Regions from separate parts of the Homo sapiens genome. Here region 1 is linked to region 2. Evidence: chromatin contacts called from ENCODE Hi-C or POLR2A ChIA-PET data. All regions are on one chromosome and are shown on one strand. The core of a region is the stretch at or near the end of the contact, and the rest is flanking DNA. Distances in the headings are between cores, read along the strand shown. Region 1 holds the start of FOXL2 (forkhead box L2). Region 2 holds the start of LINC01210 (long intergenic non-protein coding RNA 1210).

Region 1 (5,300 bases), core at 1,363-3,862, 1.2 Mb before region 2:
CTCCCTAGATTCCTCTATCTCCAGCCCGAAGCCCCTGGCTTTTCCGCAGAAGCCTGGAGGGGACCTGAAAGTAATCATTCTGCCAGCTTTCCCGCCCGCATTTTCTTGCCTGTTTTCTGAGCCTTCGAATGCCGGACAGCCATGTGAAGGCACATCTTGGGGAGACCGATTCCAGCCCTTCCCAGGGTGCACGCATCAGGCATCCTCTTCTTCACCAGGGCTGGGGATTCTGTTCCTCTACGGGACAGTCAGAAATCAGTATTTTCAGAGCAGAACTCCTTTCTATTCTGAAAATCCTTCAGAGGAACTCCTTCATTTGCCCCCAACCCCTACACACACACACACACACACACACACGCACATGCATACACACACAGGCTCTTTAAAGGCTGAAAAGGGAGCCGAGTGTGGAATTCAGGGAAGTGATGACACACACAACAATGCTGTTACACCTGGCTGCTGCAGGGCTGAGCAGCGGAAATGCCTGTGAGAAGAAGAAAGAAAGACAGAGAGACGCAGAGAGCCAGCCTGGGTGGTCAAGAAAAAAAAAAAGGAGAGAAAAGGAGAGAGGAGCCCCCACCAGGATGGGGCCAGACCCAGCTGTTTTTCCCCCTGCCCAGGCCCTGGCTGGGGGAGGATAGGCACTGAGGCCAATCTGCAGCAGCCCCAAACCGGACTCACCACTCCCACCCAAAGCTTGGGCAAGGATGGGGGTAAGGAAGAAGAAAAACATCTGCACTCCTGCTCAGAAAGCAGCAGCAGGGATTCTGCGGAAGTGCTGCTTCCCCCATGTCTGTTGGGTGCAGTGGGAGACCGCCCATAAAAAAAACCAAGCTACTTTGGGGATAGCCTTGCTCCCTCTCATCCTTGTGACCAGGCAAGGGCTGCCCTGCTGACCTCTCTGGTGTCATCTTCAAGATGCTGAATTCCAAAGAGCCCTACCACCCTTGTCCTCCCTCCCTTTCATCTCAGAATGCAGATCAGAGGCCTGAGTGAGCAGCAGACAACACTTGTAGATGGCCTGTGGATGCTGGAACCACAGGCCGCTGAAGGCTCCTTGGGCTTCAGGAGAACCCTCAGAGTCTAAACAGCCTGGGAGGAAGAGGCAGTGACAGGCATTGAGTCAGCCACTCCAGACATGCCAATCACTAATGCACAGCTATATGACATCCATTCAGTCCACCTTCCTCCATAAGGTGGCCTTGCCCCCCTCCTCAGCACCAAGGAGTTTGGGGCTTGAGGATTCAAAACACTGGCCATCTCTCTCATACTTTATGACTGCAGACTTTTTGTTTAGGCCAAGTTAAAAGGCACTGTTAAGGAGCACACTGTTAAAAGGCACACCTGATTTTCCCTGAAACAATCTCTGTACATGCTGAAATAATTGGATTCCCATCAGAATTCTGCTTAAGGTAGGTGACAACTAACTCCTGATTCTTTGGAGAAAGATCAGAACAAATGTCTCATCAGGAGAGAGATTTGAACAAGTCCCTCCCTCAGCCTGATGTTTGTCTTCCCAGTCTGTGGCAAAATACATACACTGGGAGGGAAAGAGGCATCGAAGAATTGTGAAAGAAAGGAAGAAAGGGGGGAAGGAAAGAAGTAAGAAAGGAGAAAAAGAGAAGATGCTATATCCACCAGCTACATTTACTCTAATACTTGATGAACATATTACATAACTATCAGTATAAGTGTGTTTTACCTCGTAAATACAAATCTCACACCTTGTACATGTGCATACCTGTGTTTCTGAGCAGCACACATGCACCTGGTATCTCACCCATCTCAAGGACAGCTCCTCTCCATGACTTCCATATGTGACCCCTGTGCACACACATACACAGTCCCGCAAAGTCCCGGGCAACAGCCCCGCCTGTGTTAGTGCAATAGCTGAGGGGCATCTACTTGGTGCTGTTAAAGCACACATCCAACCTTCACTCCAACCCCGTAGGATTAGTACACGGATTCCTGGTTCCTAGATCCACTGGTAACGCAGGGAGAGGCAGAGGTGATTCAGGCGGCGCCCCTGACGACTATTTCCAGAGATCCTCTCCCCTGCCCCATTCCAGCCCAGTCACTCTGAGAGCGCGAGGGACAGGCCAGGCCGAGGCTTCTTCGTACAGTCACACCCGTTTCTGGGCTGACTTTCCCAAAGCCTCAGAGCAGCTCTCCCCACCCTACCCCGTCCAGCCCCCTCGCCGTCTCGCCCCTCCCCAGCCCCGAGCTAGAAGTTCAGCCTCAAGACGGCAGCAAACGGCAGAGCAAAGGAGTCGTTTTCTTTCACCTGAAAGCCGCGAGGAGGCTTGGAGCGCCTTTCCTCGCTGGGGCCCGAGCTTCCTGGGCTTTGGCCGGGTGCGGGCAGACCCCACCGGGGTCCTCGTCATCTCCCAGCCCAGCCCGCAGAGCGAGTACCGGCAGATTTCAAGGGCGCGTGAGCCTGGCTGTCGGCTGGGCCCCTGAGGCTCGCTGGGCGGGGGCAGGCCGGTCCAGGCTGTGCGGGGCGTTTACAAAAAGTGACTTGGAGATGAACTCGCCCGTGCGCGGCTGGCCGCCCCGCTATAGGGGCGAAGGCGCCTGACGCAAGCGGAACTCGGTGGAGCCCATACGAATCAGAACAGAGCGAGGCTCCTGGCGCACTAGGGACTCCAGGAGGCAGCTCCGCCAGAGACGCGGGTCGTGCTTCGGGAAACCGGGGGGCGGGGGGAGGGGAAGAGCGCAGAAAAGAAAACCCACCAAGGCGGGGACTGGCCTGAGCGGGGAGGGGCGGCGAGGCCGGAGCCCCTCTCTGTTGGGCGGACTCCCCATGGCCAGAGGCTGAGCTCCACTCCCGCCGGCCGCTCCCTAGGGGAAGGGGAAGGAGAGGGGAGAGCAGCGACAGGCCTCCAGCAAGCAAGCGCGGGCGGCATCCGCAGTCTCCAGAAGTTTGAGACTTGGCCGTAAGCGGACTCGTGCGCCCCAACTCTTTGCCGCGCCAGCGCCTGGAGCGGAGAGCAGAGGCGGCCCGGCCGCGGCGCGCCGGCTTTGTCATGATGGCCAGCTACCCCGAGCCCGAGGACGCGGCGGGGGCCCTGCTGGCCCCAGAGACCGGTCGCACAGTCAAGGAGCCAGAAGGGCCGCCGCCGAGCCCAGGCAAGGGCGGTGGGGGTGGCGGCGGGACAGCCCCGGAGAAGCCGGACCCGGCGCAGAAGCCCCCGTACTCGTACGTGGCGCTCATCGCCATGGCGATCCGCGAGAGCGCGGAGAAGAGGCTCACGCTGTCCGGCATCTACCAGTACATCATCGCGAAGTTCCCGTTCTACGAGAAGAATAAGAAGGGCTGGCAAAATAGCATCCGCCACAACCTCAGCCTCAACGAGTGCTTCATCAAGGTGCCGCGCGAGGGCGGCGGCGAGCGCAAGGGCAACTACTGGACGCTGGACCCGGCCTGCGAAGACATGTTCGAGAAGGGCAACTACCGGCGCCGCCGCCGCATGAAGAGGCCCTTCCGGCCGCCGCCCGCGCACTTCCAGCCCGGCAAGGGGCTCTTCGGGGCCGGAGGCGCCGCAGGCGGGTGCGGCGTGGCGGGCGCCGGGGCCGACGGCTACGGCTACCTGGCGCCCCCCAAGTACCTGCAGTCTGGCTTCCTCAACAACTCGTGGCCGCTACCGCAGCCTCCCTCACCCATGCCCTATGCCTCCTGCCAGATGGCGGCAGCCGCAGCGGCTGCAGCAGCTGCGGCTGCAGCCGCGGGCCCCGGTAGCCCTGGCGCGGCCGCTGTGGTCAAGGGGCTGGCGGGCCCGGCCGCCTCGTACGGGCCGTACACACGCGTGCAGAGCATGGCGCTGCCCCCCGGCGTAGTGAACTCGTACAATGGCCTGGGAGGCCCGCCGGCCGCACCCCCGCCTCCGCCGCACCCCCACCCGCATCCGCACGCACACCATCTGCACGCGGCCGCCGCACCGCCGCCTGCCCCACCGCACCACGGGGCCGCCGCGCCGCCGCCGGGCCAGCTCAGCCCTGCCAGCCCAGCCACCGCCGCGCCCCCGGCGCCCGCGCCCACCAGTGCGCCGGGCCTGCAGTTCGCTTGTGCCCGGCAGCCCGAGCTCGCCATGATGCATTGCTCTTACTGGGACCACGACAGCAAGACCGGCGCGCTGCATTCGCGCCTCGATCTCTGAGAGCCCACCGCATGCCGGTGCAGACGGATGCGAGGATGCAGGGACGCGCGACGCCGGCCCCGGTCGCAGCCGACGACGCCGCCGCCAGCCTGACCTCACACCCTCTGGGCCCGCCTCTGGAGCCAGCGCCCAGGGTCCCTCTGTGCTTTTTCGCTTTCCTAAGCTCCTGTCGCTCCTCTTTGTCCCCTCAGTTTATGTCCTCCTGTGCTCACCTCCCTGACCTCTGTGACCTTGCACTCCCCTGGCCTGAAGCTGCCTCTCTGCGCGCTTTCTACTGGGCTCGTCTCTTTCCGGAGCCCCAGCGTCTCCTGCCCAAATTCACCGCGGAAAGGGCCCGGGGCGGAGGTGCGACCGGGCGTCGGCAGCGCAGACCTCTTGGCCTTCTCTCACAGGTCGGTGCGCTCGCTCTCCGCGTTCCCCGCCCGACTGCCGTGCAGTCCATGGCTAGACGCGCCGGACAGGACTGATGGCGGGACCGCGCTGCCCGAGAAAGGGACGGACCAATACGTGTGTTTGCTCCGCGAACCCTCTTGAAGCTGTTCAGAAGCCGCTTGCCGCGGGGCCCACTAGGCGGGGCGGGGGTTGGGACCCAGCGGGAGCCGGGGCAGCCTGGCTCCACGGCCTGTACTCGGTTTACACCGCGGGCGGGCGCGGAGGGAGGCTGCGTTTCCTCCGCTATCAGTCCCGTCGCTTCGGGCACCTCCGGGCCCCGGCGGCTGGCTAATGTTTTGTTTGAAAGATCGGTGGAACTTTTTAAGAGAGTATTTAAAAAAAAAAAAAGGAAAAAAAATTCACCGGGCAACCGGGGAAGTATTGTGGCCTTGGAGTTTGCTAAATCCAAATATGAAAATCAAAAGCTTTAGTATTCCTCATCTTCTCTTCTGGAAGATTTGCGTTAGAGTTTTTGTTGGGCCTTCAAAAAGCTGTGTTCAGAGTTAGGAGAATATATCCAATAAAAGATGGTTTCGTCTACCAATTGGGGAAGTTTCACCCTCTCCCTATCTGAAGAAAAAAATCAAAAACAAATGTCCCCGGATCTTTCGATGCAAGTCCTGGAGGCAGGGAGATCACTGCCTGCCTGGCCCACGCTGCTGGGACGGCTCGTCCTCCCTGCTTTTTGTTTTTCAAACCTCCTGCTTCTCC
Region 2 (6,909 bases), core at 1,789-4,288:
GCAGCATCTTCAATTATCTGCAAAGGAGCTAAGTTTTTTTGATTTAGACAGCAAATTGACCTCCCATCTGACTTCAATCCTTTCTACCAAATAGGTTGGCCATGAATGCTGTTGTAGTTGTGTGACACACTTTGAATTTCACCAAGCATGTGGTAACAAGACTGGTCTGAGCCCCAGGTGTCAGTTGAACCTCCCACAGCAGCAGAGAGGGAGTCATCTGTATTTATACCAAGTTTGTGTTCACATTAGCTCAGAGTATAACCGATTTATACAAATACGTAAATGTCTCATTGTAAACCCAAAGTATGTTCAGACAGAGAAAAGTTCAGCTCACCTTTTCTACAGATGACATATCTTCAGGCCTTCAGTTCTTTTCTTCTCCATTTAGTTCTCAATGATAACTCAGAGCAAATGAAGCCTTCTAACTAGGTATAATTATGACAAACATTGAAGAGCCCAGGAAGTAAAAGACAATGGTAAGAAACAATTCTAAAATGTCTTAAAGCTGCCCTCTCGTTCAGCTGAATTATATCATAAGCACTTGCTACAAATAAGTCTATAGAGTTTGAGTCAAAACATCCATGAGACATTTTAACTTCTGCCCAAACTGCTAATCCTTTTACCTCATACTCACTTTGGTTGATTAAAAATTAGGTGATTAAGAAAATGGATTACCACAGTGAGAGAAAGTGAGACCAGGAAGAAGCAGGCATGACAAAGAATTATACTGATAATTTATGAAGACCTAGAAAGAAAATTTCTGATTCATCAATAGTATTTACAGGTTAAAAAAAAAAAAAAGAAAACTAAACAAGAGGAGGAGAAAGGAATAAGACAGAAAAAAAAAAGGTTGAAGGAAACGGTCTTCAGTCTGGAGAAGATTCATCCTGTGGGAATGCATTGCTGTCTTAAACAATGTACTGTTTTTCTTACTTATGAAAACCAGCAACAGATGCTGGTTGTTGGTCTTGTCCTTGCTTAGATCTATAGGTTTCCAGTCATTCATTTGCGTGTCATTGAAAGAGGAGATGACACTATGTTACCCCTTTATTTGGGAGAATATGGAGGAAATATCTGTCATACTGGTCATCAATTTTTATTTCAGGAAAAGTAAAACGTATTCTTATGTAATCTTCTCCAGCATTTAGAAGCTCCTCAAATGACTGCACCTCTCATTTCTTTCTTAATATATGCAAATTTTACTATACATTTTTTTGGACCTGAAAACTTTAAACACAAAAGATTTGATGTTGCTCATACCTTGAGCAAGCAGGAAATCCTTAGGGAAATGTGAACTACTTCATACTTATTAAAACAGCTATTTTAATAAAACAATGAATTATTGACCCAACATCTGACTCATCTTTTACTACATTTTTTAAGTTACAGGAAGGTTTATAACTAATAAATTTCTTTGTATTGCATGCATATCTTATGAAAAAATAATTGCATATCTTCTGCATATATTCTTAACCACTGGCATGTTGTATGTACTCAAACTGCAGTAGTAATGAGATGTGAATATGGGTAAAATTTTGTTCTAAAATCATAAATCATAATGCTGAATTATGAGGGGGTAATTATTTAACAACAACAACAAAACCTTCTCTCTTTACTTATCTTTACCTACTTCATCTCAATCTCACACTATTTTTTAAAAGAAAACTTCATTGCATATTCTAGCAAAGTGTATTGGTAGGGGAAGGTTTAACAGAGCCAGAGAGAATGTGCAAGGAGTGAGAAAGTGAATTGATGGATGGATGGTTAAATGAATATAAATGAACTGACACCTTTACAGGAAAATAACATTTCTTTTCTTTTTTTATTCTATAGATCAGTGGGTTTTGTATCTGTAATTCTTTCATATCAGCAAAGAGGAAATAAACTCTCATGTAAATCATTTTCCCCCCATCTGTAGCATATTAAAACCATGCCTTTTTTTTCTTTTAAGCAGACTCTTTTTTCCGTATTTGCTTATCAGTTCATCCACCATTACATTTTAAATGAAATTGCAAGACCCTTGTCCCTCCCCCAAATTTCAGCCTGATGTAGGAAAGTGGAAAGCAGACTTTTCTTGCCTTAGAATAGTGACCTAGATTCAATTACAGATAGACCCAGAAGAGAGAAGTGACACCTCACAATTTTCTTAGAGGTCCTGAAAAAATTAGAAATCTCAAAACAATACTTAATGGAAAAGAATCTGTTTATTTCTCCCCATTTTCCATCTTATTTCTTCTCTGCCTTAATTGCATTGCTTTGGTCCATTTAATTGTTCCTGGTATAACATCACAATAGGTTTCCCACGGGATATTTCTGAATCATAAAAACGGGCATTTCAAGGAAATTTCTGAGTTTGGCTTTTGAGGGTGAGTGTGTACACACAGAGTATGTGTAATTCTGCAAACTGAACCCAGATAAGATGGAAAAAAATCTCCTAAAAGGCACATTTTCCCTTGCATCCTTCAAAAAAGCAAACAAATTACATTAATAAAATACACTTATTATAATCGCATTGCAGACAAAGCATTGAAGGCGGAAAGCGGGTGTATATATTTTACGGTTTTCCCAATTACTGTAGAAAAATGTGGTCAAAAGAAATAGAAAGAGGGAAGAACCCTGTGATTCCGCTTATTGACTTTTATCACTAAATTAAGCATATAAATGACCTGAGCTGGTGGCTTGGTATATTAAATTAAAAAAAGAAGAACAATGATTCTCTCTTCTTTTTCCCTCCCTCTCTGATCTCAGCCTGAAAGGAGTCTTCGAGAGATAAGAAAGATGGGATTCGGTCCCCGCTACTCGGGTGGATCCTGCTTACCGCGAGCGGGGAGGCGGTTGCCTTCCGTGCAGGATTTCCGTTGAGGGCTCACAATAAGCGGTCTCAAGCGGGGGCACATTCCCCGCCACTTCCGCGGTCCCTCAAACAAACAAAGAAGCCAAAGTCGGCTGTCCCAAGACCAATGTAAGCGCTTAGGAAGCTTTGAGGCGCTTGAGGGCGAGGCAGGCTGCCGTGGGCAGGTGTGAACACCTCAGCCCTCGCGGCGGGTTTGGAGCCGCCCAGCGTAGGAAGAGGGCAGAAGTGGGCTCGCGTCTATGCGGGTATTCGAAATGAAAAAGAGCTGCAAACGGCACAAAAGTCCGGGGGCTAGGCGCAGGAAAACAGAGCAAGGGAGCTGCCTTAGTTCTCAAACACTGCATATGGATGGGTGTTCCGCGGAAGATTATTCTAGACCCTGTGAAAGAAGTCTCCACTGGGCGCCGGCCACGGCATTGGGGTGCGCGCCTGCTCTGCGAGAAGGGTCCCCCAGGCCGCGCGGGGGAACGCAGGAGACGCCTGTCCCCGGGGGAACCAGCGGAGGATTGTTTCATTTCAAAGTGAAAATCTGCAGGCTTTGGGAAACGATATTCAAAAAAGTATATAATCTCCATATGCCGCTCAATGGAGGATCCTCATAATTTACAGCGGCAGATAAGGCTAGAGGGTGTAATAAAAAATCTGAAGCCCTCCCCTCCCCCCTCGCCGCCTCCCCGGAATTGCACCTTGGGCAGCGGAGCAGAATCCGGAATGTGAACTTCTCCCGACATATGTTTCCCGCAGATAAGTAAACAATCTGGACGTGAAATGGAAATGGTAATTAATGCAGTAATGCTGTTACACCTCGAGTGTGCAAATCCCATTGACTCGCCGCGCCACGGGGGGTGCCGGGCGTACGGGGACCGGTGGCGTGCGCCCAGGCTGCCCACTCCCTCCCTCCTCTCTCCCTCCTCCCTAGGTCCCCGGGCGGGGCGTCCAGAAATCCCGCAGGGATGTGGACGGGCTGCGGGAAGCAAGGAGCTGCTTAAGCGGCGTTCGGGACTCCCGGCTCTCGGCCCTTGGAGGACTGGGCGGGTGCTCTGCGTTTGCCTCGACAGCCGCACCTCTCACCCACCTCCCTCGGTTATCACCGCCGCGCTAGCGCTAGCAGGGCCTCCTCGGGGCTCGAGTGCAGCCCGGCCCTGAAGCACCTAGGAGAGCCTGAGCTCGGGCGACAGAGGCCTGGAGGCAGAGGGAACCCTCAAACTTAGTGCGGCGGGTGGCCCTGAGTGCGGCGGTCAGGTCTTTCTCTCCTCTCTGTTCCGGGGCCAAGTGCTGCCGGGTTGTCTGGCGAGAGTTTTTCTGAAGTTTCTTTCCATCCTCGCACCGAAAGCGCTGATCGTGTATGAATTGCTTTTCTTACGGACCTAAGTGGAAAAGTTTGGAAAAGGCCACTGCCCTCCAGAGTAGAGCAACTTCTCCACTTTGTAGCAAAGAGGAACCTTGAGGCCTCCTTTCAGCCTCTGTCCGGCCTGGGCACCCGTTCCCTTCCTCAACCCAGACCCAGTGCTTGGGCTTTTGGGGGATCGGGGAGGATGCCTAGCGCAGGGATTCGAGCGAAAAGGATGCAGAATCAGGGGTGGCAGCCAAGGGACGTCCCCGACCCGCAGCCCTTCCCGCTTCCGAAGAGAACACCTTGCTCACCCGACCCCAGAGGCTGGGCAGGAGCCTGCGATGACGGCTCTGCGGGACCCAGGGCCAGGGGCTGGGCTAGAAAGTGAGTAACGAGGCCCCATCTTTTCTGACTTCAGGCTCCTTCCTAGTGTGAGAACCGGCAACGCCCAAGCCCCGGAACCTGGGCGCACACAGAGCCGGGATTCCGTGGGGCCGACCGCGAATCTCTGGTTTTAAGTAGACGCCCCAGGATTTCTAGCGCCCCCATCCGCCATCAATTTCATTATTTTCTTAATTACTCTGCCGTGGCCCAGCTCCTGCGCTTCTGGTTCCAGGCCGATGCCCATCCCTGCAGCGTCAGGAAAGAAACCAGCCCAAGTAGCTCTCCCACTGCTAGGTCCACTAGAGCCTAGGAGGCAGGGCAGGGCAGGGCAGGACAGAGGCCAGGAGAGCACGCACCTCGGTGGAGGCGGGAAGCTCTCCTGCCTCCAAATCTAACGGACCCCTTCTGTCCCTGTGCCTCTTCCTCTCACACTCACACACAATCCACTCAGCAAATAGATGAGAATTCTTTACACAAATCTTGTGAATTAGGTGATATTCAAATTCAAATGGTTTGAAATTCGCTGTCCACTTGAACAATGGTAACAAGGCCTGAGCTGGGGAGGAGATGAAGGAAACAAGAGTGCTGGCACCACAGCTCGCCAAGTTTTCCGGGCCCTGGCAGTCTCGGATCTCTCAAGAGAAGCTGACCGGCGGGACACACTTCCCTAAATGGTGAGCTGTATTGAAAGTACCTTGGCCCTACTCAGACGGAAACATCATCCCGCTTTGGTTCACCGGAGATTCCTACAGGTTAGCTCGCTCCAGTTCCAAAATGCAAACGTTCAGGGGGTCTCAGATGTCAGTCACTCACACCTCAGCGTAATTTACTCAAAGTAGCTGGTCTTTTCCGTCTTTAAAGTCATCGGGCCTAAGGAAATTAATATTTAAATAGAAAAACTCGGAAACTGGAAGGGAATCAAAGATTTTTGGAGTCAGATCCAAAACCGAGAAGTGCATGAAAGGCTGACGGAGTTCTCGGAATGAGGGAGGCCAGAGGCGGAAAGGGGTCAAGAATTCCACATCTCTCTGAAGATGTAGCCAGTGTACCCCTGAGCCAGATGGCAGCCAAGGTTTAAGAAAGCAAACCTAGGTAAAACCCAAACAACTCTGCTCCTGCCGCGCCGGCGCAGATGGCTGCCACCCCAGCAGCATGCTGTTCAGGTCTCTGCTGTCCTAGGGAACACCCAGCAGAGGAGCGACGGCGCTGAACGCGGCATGTATTTGGGTCACTTTTGGCGGGGAGAAGGGTCCCGGGGAAGCAATGGGAGCCTCAGGCGAGAGGTCCGGGCCCTCCCTGCCAACCCCGCTCGAAGGAGGCCCAGGTTGCTAAGCGAGAGAAGTCTGGGGCTCCCTGGCTACCGGACGCGTGCCTAACGCAGAGGGATCTGCAGAACCTCCTCCTGCAGGGCCACGGGCGCCCCTTGCAGCGCCGGAGTTCAGGTTCTCCGGATGCCAGGAGTCTGTCCAGGGCAACTCTTGGCTGCTCTTTGCTGCGCGACGCGCGCTCGGGAGAAGCGGCTCTTCTCCACTCCGGGCGGGCGGGGCGCTCCTCTCCCTACAGGTTTGCTTTAATGATTTTCTTGAAAGAAAGAGACAGTTGTGAGCAAACAGGTTTGACAGGGACTGCTGCCCCCCCACACCCCCCAGGGGATTTCTTTTTGTCTGCGCCTGACTTCAAAGTCAGTAATCGGCCCCTGTCAGCGGCGTGACGAGCAGGATTTTGGCTGTTTGTTAGGGCGAGTCGCGGCCGCGCACCTCGGCGGACGCTCCGCAGCCCTCGGGGCGACGGAGGCAAAGCTGAGGCAGGCTCTTGCGGGGATGGGGGTGGGGGCAGAGGTTGGGACCAGGTCTAAGGAGGGCAGATGGCTGGGGAAGGCCAGTCTGAGAAGGAAGGAAACGAAGTGTGATGGCCAAAAACCGCCCGAGCCAAGTCTTTGACTTTAGGTCTCAGGACCCGAACTGGGCCCCCGGCTCTTTGCAGGCTGGAAAGAGGTCTCAGCCACCTCTGAGTGAGGCCGCAGCCCCCTGAGCGCCTCTCTTCTACAGCGCACCCTAGTTTCCTAATTCCCCATCTGAGCCTAAGACCAAGCGCAACCCGGAACCCTGGTTTCGGTTTTCCAGCTTCAGCCACCGTCCGAGGCCTTTGCCCCTCGCACTTTGCCCTCGCACTCGCCACGTGCCCCTTTCCAGCCTAACCCTTCAGGTTTGCTTCAGGTGGGGTCGTGGGCGCCAGGTTCTTTCTCCAGCTGGGGGGCTCTGTGTGCCCAGGGCGCTCCTGCGCTGGGATCTGCGAGGAGATACCCAGAGCCCTGTAAGCTTCATCTTAGGAGATATTA

What was found. Hi-C counts contacts between places; a loop is a spot of excess contacts on that map. ChIA-PET counts read pairs that join two places held with the same protein, here RNA polymerase II (POLR2A). Pooled maps may share reads with other maps.
Region 1: a loop to region 2 is called in a map of naive thymus-derived CD4-positive, alpha-beta T cell, with 24 times the contacts of the local background. The contact joins the promoter of FOXL2 here to the promoter of LINC01210 in region 2. A Hi-C loop is called at or near these places in 1 of 168 maps with a recorded cell type or tissue (naive thymus-derived CD4-positive, alpha-beta T cell), 16 of 37 single-sample maps with no recorded cell type and 14 of 50 pooled maps. POLR2A ChIA-PET finds 5 or more read pairs at or near these places in 1 of 52 experiments (H1).

Annotation. Positions count from the first base shown.
Region 1 is chr3:138,944,449-138,949,748 of GRCh38, reverse strand. FOXL2 (forkhead box L2) reads left to right here and starts at 2,612. Exons shown (of 1, transcript NM_023067.4): 1 at 2,612-5,300. The coding sequence starts at 3,027. The coding sequence ends at 4,157. It overlaps FOXL2NB (FOXL2 neighbor), which reads right to left and starts at 2,532. Exons shown (of 3, transcript NM_001040061.3): 1 at 2,285-2,532; 2 at 110-229. The coding sequence starts at 2,384. RefSeq lists a silencer at 2,368-2,596 and an enhancer at 4,637-5,226.
Region 2 is chr3:137,768,040-137,774,948 of GRCh38, reverse strand. It overlaps LINC01210 (long intergenic non-protein coding RNA 1210), which reads right to left and starts at 3,038. Exons shown (of 5, transcript NR_109987.1): 1 at 2,819-3,038; 2 at 335-421. RefSeq lists enhancers at 2,514-3,174, 6,680-6,909.